Regions from separate parts of the Homo sapiens genome. Here region 1 is linked to region 2. The links are chromatin loops, found by intact Hi-C in ENCODE. Cell type or tissue: IMR-90. All regions are shown on one strand. Links, peaks and the distances in the headings refer to the core of each region. The heading gives the core; the rest is flanking DNA.

Region 1 (2,828 bases), core at 254-2,753, 58 kb after region 2:
ACCACAGATATTTCTTGTTTTTAGACAATCCTTGTGGAGGTTAAGTCCCCTAGGCAATACCTTTTCCCACTGGGGAGTTACAAGCAAATGAAAAATGGTGACTATTTATGGAAACTCCAGGTCACTAAGTAAATTTTGCATTTTCATGAAAATATGACATATGGACATTTAAAAAAATGAACAGGTCAATTCATCAGTTAGAATAATAAAAAGAAGTCTGTAAATAAAAGTTAAGCACCTTTGTCATTGAATTGTTGTGAACCGTTTTTGCCTATGCACTTGCTTTATCTCAGAATCCAAGCCTCCTGGTCAAAGTTATATTCCTAATAAATTTAAAAATAATAATTTAATAATTTTAATTCCTTCTGGAATATAAATTTGATCAGGAGTCTTGGATTCTGAGATAAAGCAAATGTTTAGGCAAAACACTTCCTTCTGGAATATAAATTTGAGGAAGGATAGGAATTATTTTCTTCCTATTCATTTGTGATCCTGTGATTGTTATCTAATTTGGAATATTCTTCATGACTCCAATCCTATTTATATCTGTGAGGTTCTGAAAATTCTGCCCCAAAATGGCAGAAAGTAAGAAATACTATCACACATTTAATTCACCCTTAAAAAAATAGCCATACCCTTTATCTTTGAATATATTTTTAACAACAACAACAGAAAGAGAATGCATTTTAAACAATATCACATGAGTTTCATCATATTCCCAGATTATGGTGAGGGTTCCTAGATACCTTGCCATAATCACAGCCTTTAGTTCCAAGAGAGAGCAGAGAAATAAGAAACACAGGAAGTCATATCTATGAACATGTTAGTTTGCAAAAGGTTTGTTAGTAAACTCATGTTATTTATACCATAGTACTTTACCATCTCCAGATGAATTTCCACTAAATAAACTGTTCCTTTAGACTCCTCAAACCAGATTACCCCCTTCCTTTGCTAATATAGATTCTCAAACAATGTCTTCATCAAAAATCTTATGAGTAGATGTCACTAGTTTTGACAATGTCCACAAATGTTCCAAAGAATACTTTGGCATGCATGCTTCTTAACTCACTTATTTTGATATTGAATTAAAGGGCTTTTAACAATTCCTGCCCCATCAGGAATATTTCATCAGCAGCTGTTACTGTGCTTGGATTTTGCCTTCTTGAATGAATACCTAGTCTTTTCTCACTTTAGCATTAAGTTCTGGAGCATCCGCTGCTAATGAAAAATCCTCTGACTCATGCTAGAGCATTTTCATTTTTTTAAAAAAACAATGTTCCTTGTATCTTGCTGGCTATTGCCTAAGCTCATTATTTTAAACTTTTGCATAATTCTGCTCAGTCCTAGAGGGTCATCATTACTGTCAATGATTAAACTTTTATGCACTTGCCACATTTATTATTTTCTTACTTTCGATCATTTTATTATTTTTCTTTGGTTCCCATGATATTCCAATGTTTTTGTTATTAAATCTTTCAACATCCTCGGTGTGTTCAGTGTATCCACATTTATCAAACCTGATGGATTTAAGAATTTATATAACCTTGAAAGCAAGGCCCACATCCTGTAGACACTGAATAAACTAATGAACTTTGTATTGGCAGGACTAAAATGGCTGTGTGTGGCATATATTGCCACCTGTTGGTAGAAGGCAATGTAGTCTTGGTTTTGCTATAAGCATACATTTTAGTCTTTAAAATATTCTGAGTTGAAAGCTCCCTAAGAAGAAAAGGTTTTGTATATGCAATACAAAAGCTTTTCTATTATAAAGTAAGCAAATATATTCTCGTTCCTAAGAACATTAGCTTTAGGTATACAAAATCAACTTAGAAGAAAGTTGCTAAAATCACTAATAATAACAGTTACAATGTATTGTGCACTGAAAGTGTAACAGGAAATGTGCTAAGTTATTAAAATTCAGTGTCTAATTTTTTCCACTAAAATAACCTTAAAGGATTATCATTTTCAGCTCCGGTTTGCTATATAAGAACTGAGCTTTAGAGAAGTTAATTAAATTCCCCAAGGACATAAGCTAGTAAGCAGTAGAGATGGGATGTGAACCCATGCCTCTCTCACTCTGGAGCCATGAATTTAACAACTGGGTTATGCTGTCTTACTATTTTACTGCAGATCTATATTTTAAATTAAAGCCATAAACATGTTTGGCAAGATAAAACATAGGTAACAAATATACTCCACATAAGATTTTCGTAAGGTTTTGTGTTTATTGGCCAACTCATGGCTTATTATTTAAAAATTTCAGTCTGTATAGGGAAGAAGGATAATAATCTTGCTGTTATTTATTTAGCCTAGGCACTGTGGTAGGCACTTTACCAAAACCATTTCTATTCTACATGATAACTTTATAAGACAGATATATTTCTCTCTTTCATTTATGGGGAATTTGCATAATGCTGCAGAGCTAATTATATGGAATAAACAGGAAATTCAAACCTAAGTCTGCCTGGTGCCAAAGTTATTACTATGCACTTTCTCCTAAATCATGTTGATGTTTTGAGGGAAGTGGATACATGTATAATAATATTGGAAATACATTTTCTCTCTAATTATTTAAATAAGGGTATAGAACCTGTTCTGCAGCCATAAGTCTGTGATAATTTTGTGCTCTCAATAAAGTCTTAACTAACAGAGAGATGGGATTTAACGTGAACTAAGAAGTATTTTCTGTCTTCCTTTATACATGCTGTACAGATAAGACTTTATGAATTTTTTATTAAAACGTTCAGATATGCCAGCAAATGTTGACACTAATCTTAAGTTTTCCCAGGGTAATACACTTCTTAAGATTATAAACTTTAATTTCTTTT
Region 2 (2,828 bases), core at 252-2,751:
AAGAATGAAGGTAAGAGATAAGTTTCTAAGCTAATCTACAAATTTTTATTTGGAATTACTAAATTTGCACAAATTGGGAAGCTTTGTTTTCTTCTCGTTTGTACCTTTAACAGTATTAATACAACAAAAACTTTACGTTTCATTGCTTAGAAATAGAGAGGAATAGGTATGTTTATTAAGATTCTAGGTTCTTATTCCTCATAAAGTATAAAAACCAATACAGACAAGTAAAAGAAACTAGTATTTGAGAGAGAAAATATAGTTTTAAAAATATATTTCTACCCCATATACATATGCATATTACCAAAATTGTCTCCATTTTAAAAATACGGTTGTCAGAAAATGAAACTTGGATCAGTTAACAAACTTTAAAATTATACAAACATTGTATACCCTAAGTGGTTACTCACTGAATGAAAGAAAAGTTTGAATTTTAAGATAAATTTACTTTTTTAATGTCACAATCACAAGTGATGATTTCTTACCTCTCCTGTCTTCATCACTCACATGTTAAAACCTCTTCTGAACAATGTAAAGAAAATTAATAGATTGAATATTATAAAATGGCCAATGTCTGAAAAATGTAAAGAAAATAGATTGAATATTATAAAAGGCCGGTGTTCAATCTTTTGTACCTGAAATGGAAATCCCATAATGCTCGACCTAATAGAAAAAAATGGAGTCTGTGACCACCACAAGTAGTATAAGTATGTAGCTATACAGTGACCCATTGTATACAGAAATGGGAGAATACGTTCAAATGTACCTTTTATTTTATAATACATTTATGTGTTTTTGCATTTTTATTTACATAGATTTTTTTCATATCAGTCTGCCACTTTAATTACTACGTAATATCACATATTCATTGCTATGGTAGAATCCAGTGAGAAAATTATTAACGTTTAACCTTTATCCCTATAGTTTATTGTATTATGTGTTACATTTAAACTGTTATTAATTAAGAAACCATAACACTTAAACTCCTTCCACTTGGTGAAATGTGGATGTTTATTTTTCTCTATAAATACAAACAGAAATATAAATGATTTTAAATATGTATTTTATTTAAAAAAATAATTTCAGAAATTTTAATAATTTCACTTTTATGATTGTGTAAAGTACTTAAGTACATTAGTTATATTTGTATATGTATACTTAGCCCGTGATTCATTATAATATTCTTGTAATTCATACAAATGTATCGTTGACTCATTATAATAGTACTTAGGCCTGATCTATCTGTTTCTTAAATACATTTGATTTATTTGTGTTGGGAAATTAATATTTTGATTATGTAGTAAATACATAAAATTCCAAATGTGGCAAAATTCCAATTATACACCTCAAAAACAAAAAATCTAAAATAGTAATTGTAACATATAATAAGAAACAGACTTCATTTAACCATATCATGAAGATCCACAAGGTGGTGATATTGCCCAGTGCTTTTAAACCAAAATAAGGTGGCAAATAAGCTGAAAATAAGGTGGTTGAATGGTTTGATAAGATTGAAGTTAAAATGACAAAACAGCCTAGGCACGGTGGCTTACACCTCTAATCCTAGCAATTTGGGAGACCGAGGCCAGCAGATTGCTTGAGCTCAGGAGTTTGAGACGAGCCCGGGTAACACAGTAAGACCCTGTCTCTACAAAAAATACAAAAATTAGCCAGGTGTGGTGTGTGCAAGTGTAGTCCCAGCTACTTGAGATGCTGAGGTGAGATGAGGTGAGAGGATCACCTAAGGCTGGGAGGTCGAGGCTGCAGTGAGCCGAGATTGCTCCACTGCACTCCAGACTGGGTGACAGAGTGAGACTGTCTCAAAAAAAAAAAAAAAAGACAGCCACATTTCCAGTATAAATACAGTTTAGTGATAGGAAAACATTATAGAATATTCTGACATGTAAACTACAGAGGGCCTATTTACTCAAAATACACATGCACACACACACACACCCCCCTAAGTAAATATGTAACTAAAATAAACTCTTTTTTATTTTCAAAAAACGGGATAATACCAGTTCTTTTTCCTAATAAGTTTAGACATATAGGGAGGAAAAAAAAGTAACAAAATCAGCAAGTTGTCTGCCCCAATTTAGAGAAAAGGAGGAAGAGATTTGCCAGGGAAACTGACTCTGTCAGAAATTAGGCCCTGTACCATTTAATGCTGTACATTCATTAGAATGGCAATGAAACAATGGCTGTGGACAATTCAAGGTCAGGAAAATAGTAGCCATGCTTAGGTCAAAGTCAGGTTCAGACCTGAAGCCTCATCTCCACCTCTGGAAGTTCTGTAAATTATCTCTGAAGATATATCATTGAGTATATTAGGAAGTTACATGCTTACAAAATTAATGATTTATGTATTTAATAAGTTTAAGGTCTTAGGTGCTGTCTACTTTTCAAATATATGTGTCAACTATATCCACTCTTTTTATTCTTTATATGTAGATTTTCTAAAAGACATGGCATTTTTCTTCAGCAGAACAATTAATGGACCTTTCAAAATATTTAAAAGTATTAACAAAAGATCTGTGATCTAGTTTTAGAAATAAAAGTGTTACTGAAATCATAGTTAAAAGCCTAAATATTAATTCAAAGACAGGCAACTATGGAACATAAGGAAGAGTATGCAGGCAAAAGGATTAGTATCTAGTAATGGCTGAAGGAAGGGAAGGTTAGAATGGTAGAAAACAGAATCAGTGGTGCCTCAGGAAGAAAGTGAAAGAAGGTCAGGAGAGGGAAATCAAAAGTATAAAATTAAGAGAGGCCAGGCACAGTGATTCACGCCTATAATCCCATCACTTTGGGAGGCCGAGGTGGGTGGA

The links. Hi-C counts contacts between places; a loop is a spot of excess contacts. Peaks named below come from ENCODE experiments on the same cell type or tissue, not always from the same donor. Only the 100,000 strongest peaks of a DNase experiment are listed, where the experiment ranks them.
Region 1: a loop joins it to region 2, with 6 times the contacts of the local background. A loop is called at or near these places in 13 of 110 quality-filtered maps.

Annotation. Positions count from the first base shown.
Region 1 is chr2:166,360,246-166,363,073 of GRCh38, reverse strand. The region is part of intron 1 of SCN9A (sodium voltage-gated channel alpha subunit 9); the gene reads left to right. Among named protein-coding and RNA genes, the nearest start is that of SCN9A, 14 kb to the left of the region's middle. In IMR-90, for the core only: a CTCF peak has its summit at 1,643 (motif pointing left); a DNase peak (open chromatin) is centred at 1,223; H3K27ac peaks cover 308 bases.
Region 2 is chr2:166,418,372-166,421,199 of GRCh38, reverse strand. SCN7A (sodium voltage-gated channel alpha subunit 7) reads left to right here. Exons shown (of 26, transcript NM_002976.4): 20 at 1-10. Among named protein-coding and RNA genes, the nearest start is that of SCN9A, 44 kb to the right of the region's middle. In IMR-90, for the core only: a CTCF peak has its summit at 1,423 (motif pointing right); a DNase peak (open chromatin) is centred at 1,449.